Regions from separate parts of the Homo sapiens genome. Here region 2 is linked to region 1. Evidence: chromatin loops called from intact Hi-C (ENCODE). Cell type or tissue: transverse colon. All regions are shown on one strand. Links, peaks and the distances in the headings refer to the core of each region. The heading gives the core; the rest is flanking DNA. Region 1 has its middle 19 kb from the start of BIRC6. Region 2 has its middle 76 kb from the start of SRD5A2.

Evidence for each region. A loop is a pair of places that touch in the nucleus more often than their neighbours do. Peaks named below come from ENCODE experiments on the same cell type or tissue, not always from the same donor. Only the 100,000 strongest peaks of a DNase experiment are listed, where the experiment ranks them.
Region 2: a loop joins it to region 1, with 24 times the contacts of the local background. A loop is called at or near these places in 1 of 110 quality-filtered maps.

Annotation. Positions count from the first base shown.
Region 1 is chr2:32,336,271-32,339,188 of GRCh38, forward strand. No RefSeq gene overlaps it. Among named protein-coding and RNA genes, the nearest start is that of BIRC6, 19 kb to the right of the region's middle. In transverse colon, for the core only: no CTCF peak of the experiment used is centred there; no DNase peak of the experiment used is centred there; H3K27ac peaks cover 476 bases.
Region 2 is chr2:31,655,936-31,658,853 of GRCh38, forward strand. It overlaps a transcript of SRD5A2 not described here. Among named protein-coding and RNA genes, the nearest start is that of SRD5A2, 76 kb to the left of the region's middle. In transverse colon, for the core only: no CTCF peak of the experiment used is centred there; no DNase peak of the experiment used is centred there.

The DNA of each region.
Region 1 (2,918 bases), core at 118-2,617:
GGTGGGCGGATCACCTGAGGTCAGGAGTTCAAGACCAGCCTGTCCAACATGGCGAAACCCCATCTCTACTAAAAATACAAAAATTAGCCGGGCTCGGTGGTGGGCGCCTGTAATCTCAGCTATGTGGGAGGCTGAGGCAGGAGAATCGCTTGAACCCGGGAGGCGGAGGTTGCAATAAGCCGAGATTGCACCATTGCACTCCAGCCTGGTCAACAGAGTGAGACCCTGTCTCAAAAATAAAATAAAAATAAAAAGTATGCCAGGCGTGGTGGCTCACACCTGTAATCCCAGCACTTTGGGAGGCCGAGATGGGTGGATCATGAGGTCAGGAGATCGAGACCATCCTGGCTAACACAGTGAAACCCTGTCTCTACTAAAAATACAAAAAATTAGCCGGGTATGGTTGCAGGCACCTGTAGTCCCAGCTACTTGGGAGGCTGAGGCAGGAGAATGGCATGAACCCGGGAAGCGGAGCTTGCAGTGAGCTGAGATTGTGCCACTGCACTCCAGCCTGGGCGACACAGCAAGACTCTGTCTCAAAAAAATAAATAAATAAAAATAAAAAATAAAAACAAAAATAAAAATAAAAAGTAGGCTGGGCCTGGGTGGCTCACGCCTGTAATGTTAGTACTTTAGGAGGCCGAGGCGGGCAGATTGCCTGAGTTCAGGAGTTCGAGACCAGCCTGGGTAACACAGTGAAACCCTGTCTCTACTAAAATACAAAAAAATTAGCTGGGCGTGGCAGCGTGTGCCTGTAGTCCCAGCTACTCGGGAGGCTGAGGCAGGAGAATTTCTTGAACCCAGAAAGCGTAGGTTGCAGTGAGCCGAGATCATGCCACTGCACTCCAGCCTGGGCGACAGAGTAAGACTCCATCTCCAAAACAATAAATAAATAAACAATAAAATAAAAATAAAATATCACATTAAAATATAATTTACCTGGATTATGGGATATTTTTACAGCCCTTTAAAGTTTGCATCTGAGGTGAGTACCTTACTCGTCCCTCCCTAGTCCTGGCCCTACTTGCTGCCTTTAAATTTATTATTAGCCCAGCAGCCAGAGCAAGCTCTTTGAAGGCAAATCGGATGATGTCACTCTATTATTAAGTGGCTTTCCTTTGCACTTAATATAAAGTTGAAAATCCCTAGTGGCCCACACCTCTCAGTTCCCACATGAGCTGGCTCCTGCCCTCCTCCTGAACCTCATCTTGTGCCATTCTTCCCATTGCCTACTGAACTCCAGCTACACCAGCTGGAATAAGCCAAACAAATGCCCAGGACTTTCATAGAGAATATTCCCTGCCTAGGATATTCTCTTTTCCAAGATATCCCGAAATGCTTTCCTCTTCAACTGGTATTTCCTTTTTTTTTTTTTTTTTGAAACAGAGTCTTGCTCTGTTGCCCAGGCTGGAGTGGCATAATCCTGGCTTGCCGCAATGTCCAACTCCCGGGTTCAAGCCATTCTCCTGCCTCAGCCTCCCAAGTAGCTGGGATTACAGGCACCTGCCACCACACTCGGCTAATTTTTAATATTTTTGGTAGAGATGGGGTTTCACCATGTTGGCCGGGCTGGTCTCGAACTCCTGACCTCAAATGATCTGCCGGCCTTGGCCTCCCAAAGTGCTGGGATTACAGGCATGAGCCACCGCACCCGGCCTCAACTGGTATTTTCTTTTCAAGTTTTAGATGTTGGCTCGACTTCCACTTGTGTTGAAAAGCCTGGCGTGACTCTGTTCTAAGGCAGTGTCCCTGTAACTTTTTCACGGCACTATAAGTTTTTCCTCATACAGTTGTCACATTTGCAATCACATGTTTATTTTTCTGATGATTTGATTAACAACTGTCTGCTCACTTGATTGTAAACCTCAGGAGAGCTTATTTCTTTGTTTTATTTTTCTTGTCACCTTTGCTCTATTCCCAGTGTCTACTATATAGTAGGTGCTTAATAAATACATAACTGGCTAGGGGTAGTGACTCACGCCTGACATCCTAGCACTTTGGGAGGCCGAGGCAGGAGGATCACTTGTAGCCAGGAGTTCGAGACCAGTCTGGGCAGCAAAGCAAGACCCTGTCTCTACAAAAAAAAAAAATAAATAAAATAAAGTAAAGTAAGTACATAACACAGGGACTGGGTCATAAAAAATTCTCTATAAATGTTTGCAAAAATGTGATTAGAAATGTAAATGAGGTAGCATATGAAAGCAAGGAGGAAAGCAAATGAACTTTCCAAGCATTTTATTGAACTTTCAGTTAGTTACCACTGTTTTTTGTTTGTTTAGTCCATTATTTTGTCTTTTAATCTCAGGCTGCAGTCTTGTGTTTACCCTTATCATAGCTATAGCTTCTGATTCTGATTAAGGTGTCTATTTTTACTCCAAAGTGGCCCGGTGATTTTTCTTCTGATTGCCTGAAAGCATCAAAGGTAAGTGAATCAGCTGGGCACAGTGGCTCATGCTTGTAATCCCAGCACGTTGGGAGACCAAGGCAGATGGATCACTTGAGGTAGGGAGTTCGAGATAAGCCTGGCCAACATGGTGAAACCCCATCTCTACTAAAAATACAAACATTAGCTGGGCATGGTGGCAGGTGCCTGTAGTTCCAGCTACTTCACAGGCTGAGGCAGGAGAATCGCTTGAACCTGGGAGGTGGAGGTAGGTTGCAGTGAGCAGAGATCATGCCACTGCACTTCAGTCTGGGTGACAGATCAAGACTACATCTCAAAAAAAAAAAAAGTAAGCCAATCATGTATCCAAGCCTTTCAACTATACACCATGTCGAAACTTTTCTCCATAAATAATGACTGCTCACACCAAAAAGGCAATAGAATTTTTCTTAGAATTCTTCCATGTGAAATTAAGAAAGTGTATATTCAACATACTTTACTTTCTATGAATGTGGTTTGGCCAGGCAGGAAGAAC
Region 2 (2,918 bases), core at 166-2,665, 680 kb before region 1:
CACATCTTAAACAGAAAATAGTCCACCCATCCTCTGACGCTGAGAGAGGAAGGTGAAAGTAGATGCACATATAGACAGAGGTACAAAACTGGTAAGTCGGGGAAGTTAAAGCCTGATTATATCAGTTCTCTCTGTGAAGCAGAAGACAAATCATCTTGAAGGAGAGGGAATCAAGAAGGGTGAAGGTTTAGAAGAGCCACAACAGTGAATAGTAGTGAAAGTTATTTTTGGAGATCGTGAATCTGTTGGACACAAGCAATGCCATTCCTTCTAGCATAGTTTTGCATACTGGGGATGGAGCAGAGAAGATGAATGGTTTGATTCATTAATGCTTTCCTTCTTTACTTGGCTCTCAACACATCACATTCCCATGGTTTCCTTCTACCTTATTGGCCATTCTACTCAACCTCCTTTGATCATCCCTTTTCAGTTTCTTGACCTCTAGACTTTAAAAATGCCTCAGAATCCACTTGTTGGACATGTTTTCCCTCTATTTACTTTCAATATTCATGTTGAAACTGAATCCCCTTGTGGTGAAATTAAGAAGTGGGACCTTTGAGAATTGACTAAGTAACAAGGGCTCTGCCCTCATAAATGGATTAGTGCCTAATTAAAAAAATACGTTGGGGGAAAATAGCTGATGCCCCTTTTGCCCTTCCACCATTCTGCTATATGAGAACACACCATTCATCCCTCAGGAAGACACAGTAACAAGGCAACATCTTGGAAGCAGAGAGACTAAGGCCCCACCAGACACTGAACCTACAGTCACCTTGATCTGGGACTTCTCAGCCTCGAGAACTTTGAGAAACACATTTCTGTTGCTTATAAATTACCTAGACTCAGGTATTTTGGGACAATAGCATGAACAGACTAAGGTGGTCATATTGATAGTATGTACCCCTCATACAATGTGTTGAAAATGACACTTAACCTATATTTTATTCCTTCTCTAAGAATCCATAGCCCCAGTATAATCATGGGGGAAAAACAGATCCAAATTCAAAAACATTTCACAAAATATCTGAATAATACTTCTCAAAACCTTCAATGTCGTTGAAAACAAAGTAAATCTGAGAAACTATCACAAAAAAAAGTAAATACAAACCAGGAGGATCCTGATGAGACAGGACAACTAAATATGGTATAGTATCCTAGCTAGGATCCTGAAACACAACACAGACATTCATTTGAAAATAAGGAAATCTAAATGAAATGTGTGTTTTAGTTAATAACAACCTGTCAATATTGGTTCTTTTTTTTGTGTGCACACAAATGTGCGTCCCATGATAATATTAGGTGTTAATAATAGGGAAAACTGGGTGTGGGGTATGAGAAATCCTTCTAGACTATCTTCAGAATTTTTCCATACATCTAAAATTAAAAGTTTATATTTGAAAGGATTGTAATACATTATGGTACTGATATTTGAATTTAATGATTTATAATAGGTACTCTCTTTGTTTGTTTTATTTTGTTTTTGAGACAGTCTGTTTCCCAAGTGGAGTGCAGTGGCACAATCGTAGCTCACTACATCCTCTAACTTCTGCCTTCAAGCAATTCTCCTTCCTCAGGCTCCCAAAGCATTGTGAGTACAGGTGTGAGCTACCATGTTCAGCCAATAGATTCTCTTGAACTAGACCCTAGTATTTAATAAAGCAACTACCACAACCCGAATAATAAAAAACTAATCATATTATGACATGTCATGGTTTTGAAAAATTGGCTATTTAAGGAAAAAATTAGTGATAAATTCTTACTTTACCATTACAAATTGATTGAAGAGTTAAATGTAAAAAAAACTCAAGTAGAGAAATAAACTAGGCTTTCAGGAAAAATAAAGGATCAAATTCCAACACAGTTTCTACCAACAGCCTCTGCCACAACCACAATCCTGTGGGTGTGAAGAGTGTGTGGGGGTGGGAAGGAAATAAAAAGTCATCATGAAAAAGAAGAAAAGGAAGGAGAGAACTTAGAAGAAATACAAACAAAAATCATCTCTAGAAGAAAAAAGTAGAACAGTAAATACAAAAAAATACCGAACACAGGCTGGAAACAAAACCCTGACTATGGAGAAAGTACTTGAAAGTTTGTAGGTCTAGAAGTACTAGCCTCAGAGAACCAGCTTCTGTAGAAGAATTTGGGAAGATAAAACCACACAACATAGAAATTAAACAACCTGGTACTGAATGACCTTTGGGTAAACAATTAAGGCAGAAATCAAAAAATTCTTTGAAGCAAATGAAAACAAAGAAACAACATATGAGAATTTCTGGGACACAGCTAAAGCAGTGTTAAGAGGAAAGTTTATAGCACTAAACACTCACATCAAAAACTTAGAAAGATCTCAAATTAATAACCTAACATTATACCTAGAGGAATGAGAAAAACAAGAGCAAACCAACCCCAAAGCTGGCAGAAGAAAAGAAATAACTAAAATCAGAGCTGACCTGAAGGGAATTGAGACCAAAAAACCATACAAAACCAAAAATTAATTCTTTGAAAGAATAAATAATATTGATCGACCACTAGCTAGAGTGATAAAGAAAAGGAGAAAGAAGATCCAAATAAACATAATCTTGAAATGGCAAAGGGGACATTACCACTGACCCCACAGAAATAAAAAAAAAAAATCCTCAGAGACTATTACAAACATCTCTATGCACACAAACTAAAAAACCTAGAAGAAATGGATAAATTCCTGGAAATATACAATCTCCCAAGGTTGAACCAGGAAGAAACAAATCCTGAACAGAAAAAATAATGAGCTCTGAAATTGAATCAGTAACAAAAAGCCTACCAACCCAAAAAAAGTTCAGGCCAGATGAATACACAGCCAATTCCTATCAGATGTATAAAGAAGAGCTGGCACCATTCCAACTGAAACTATTCCAAAAAATTGAGGAGAGGCTCTTCCT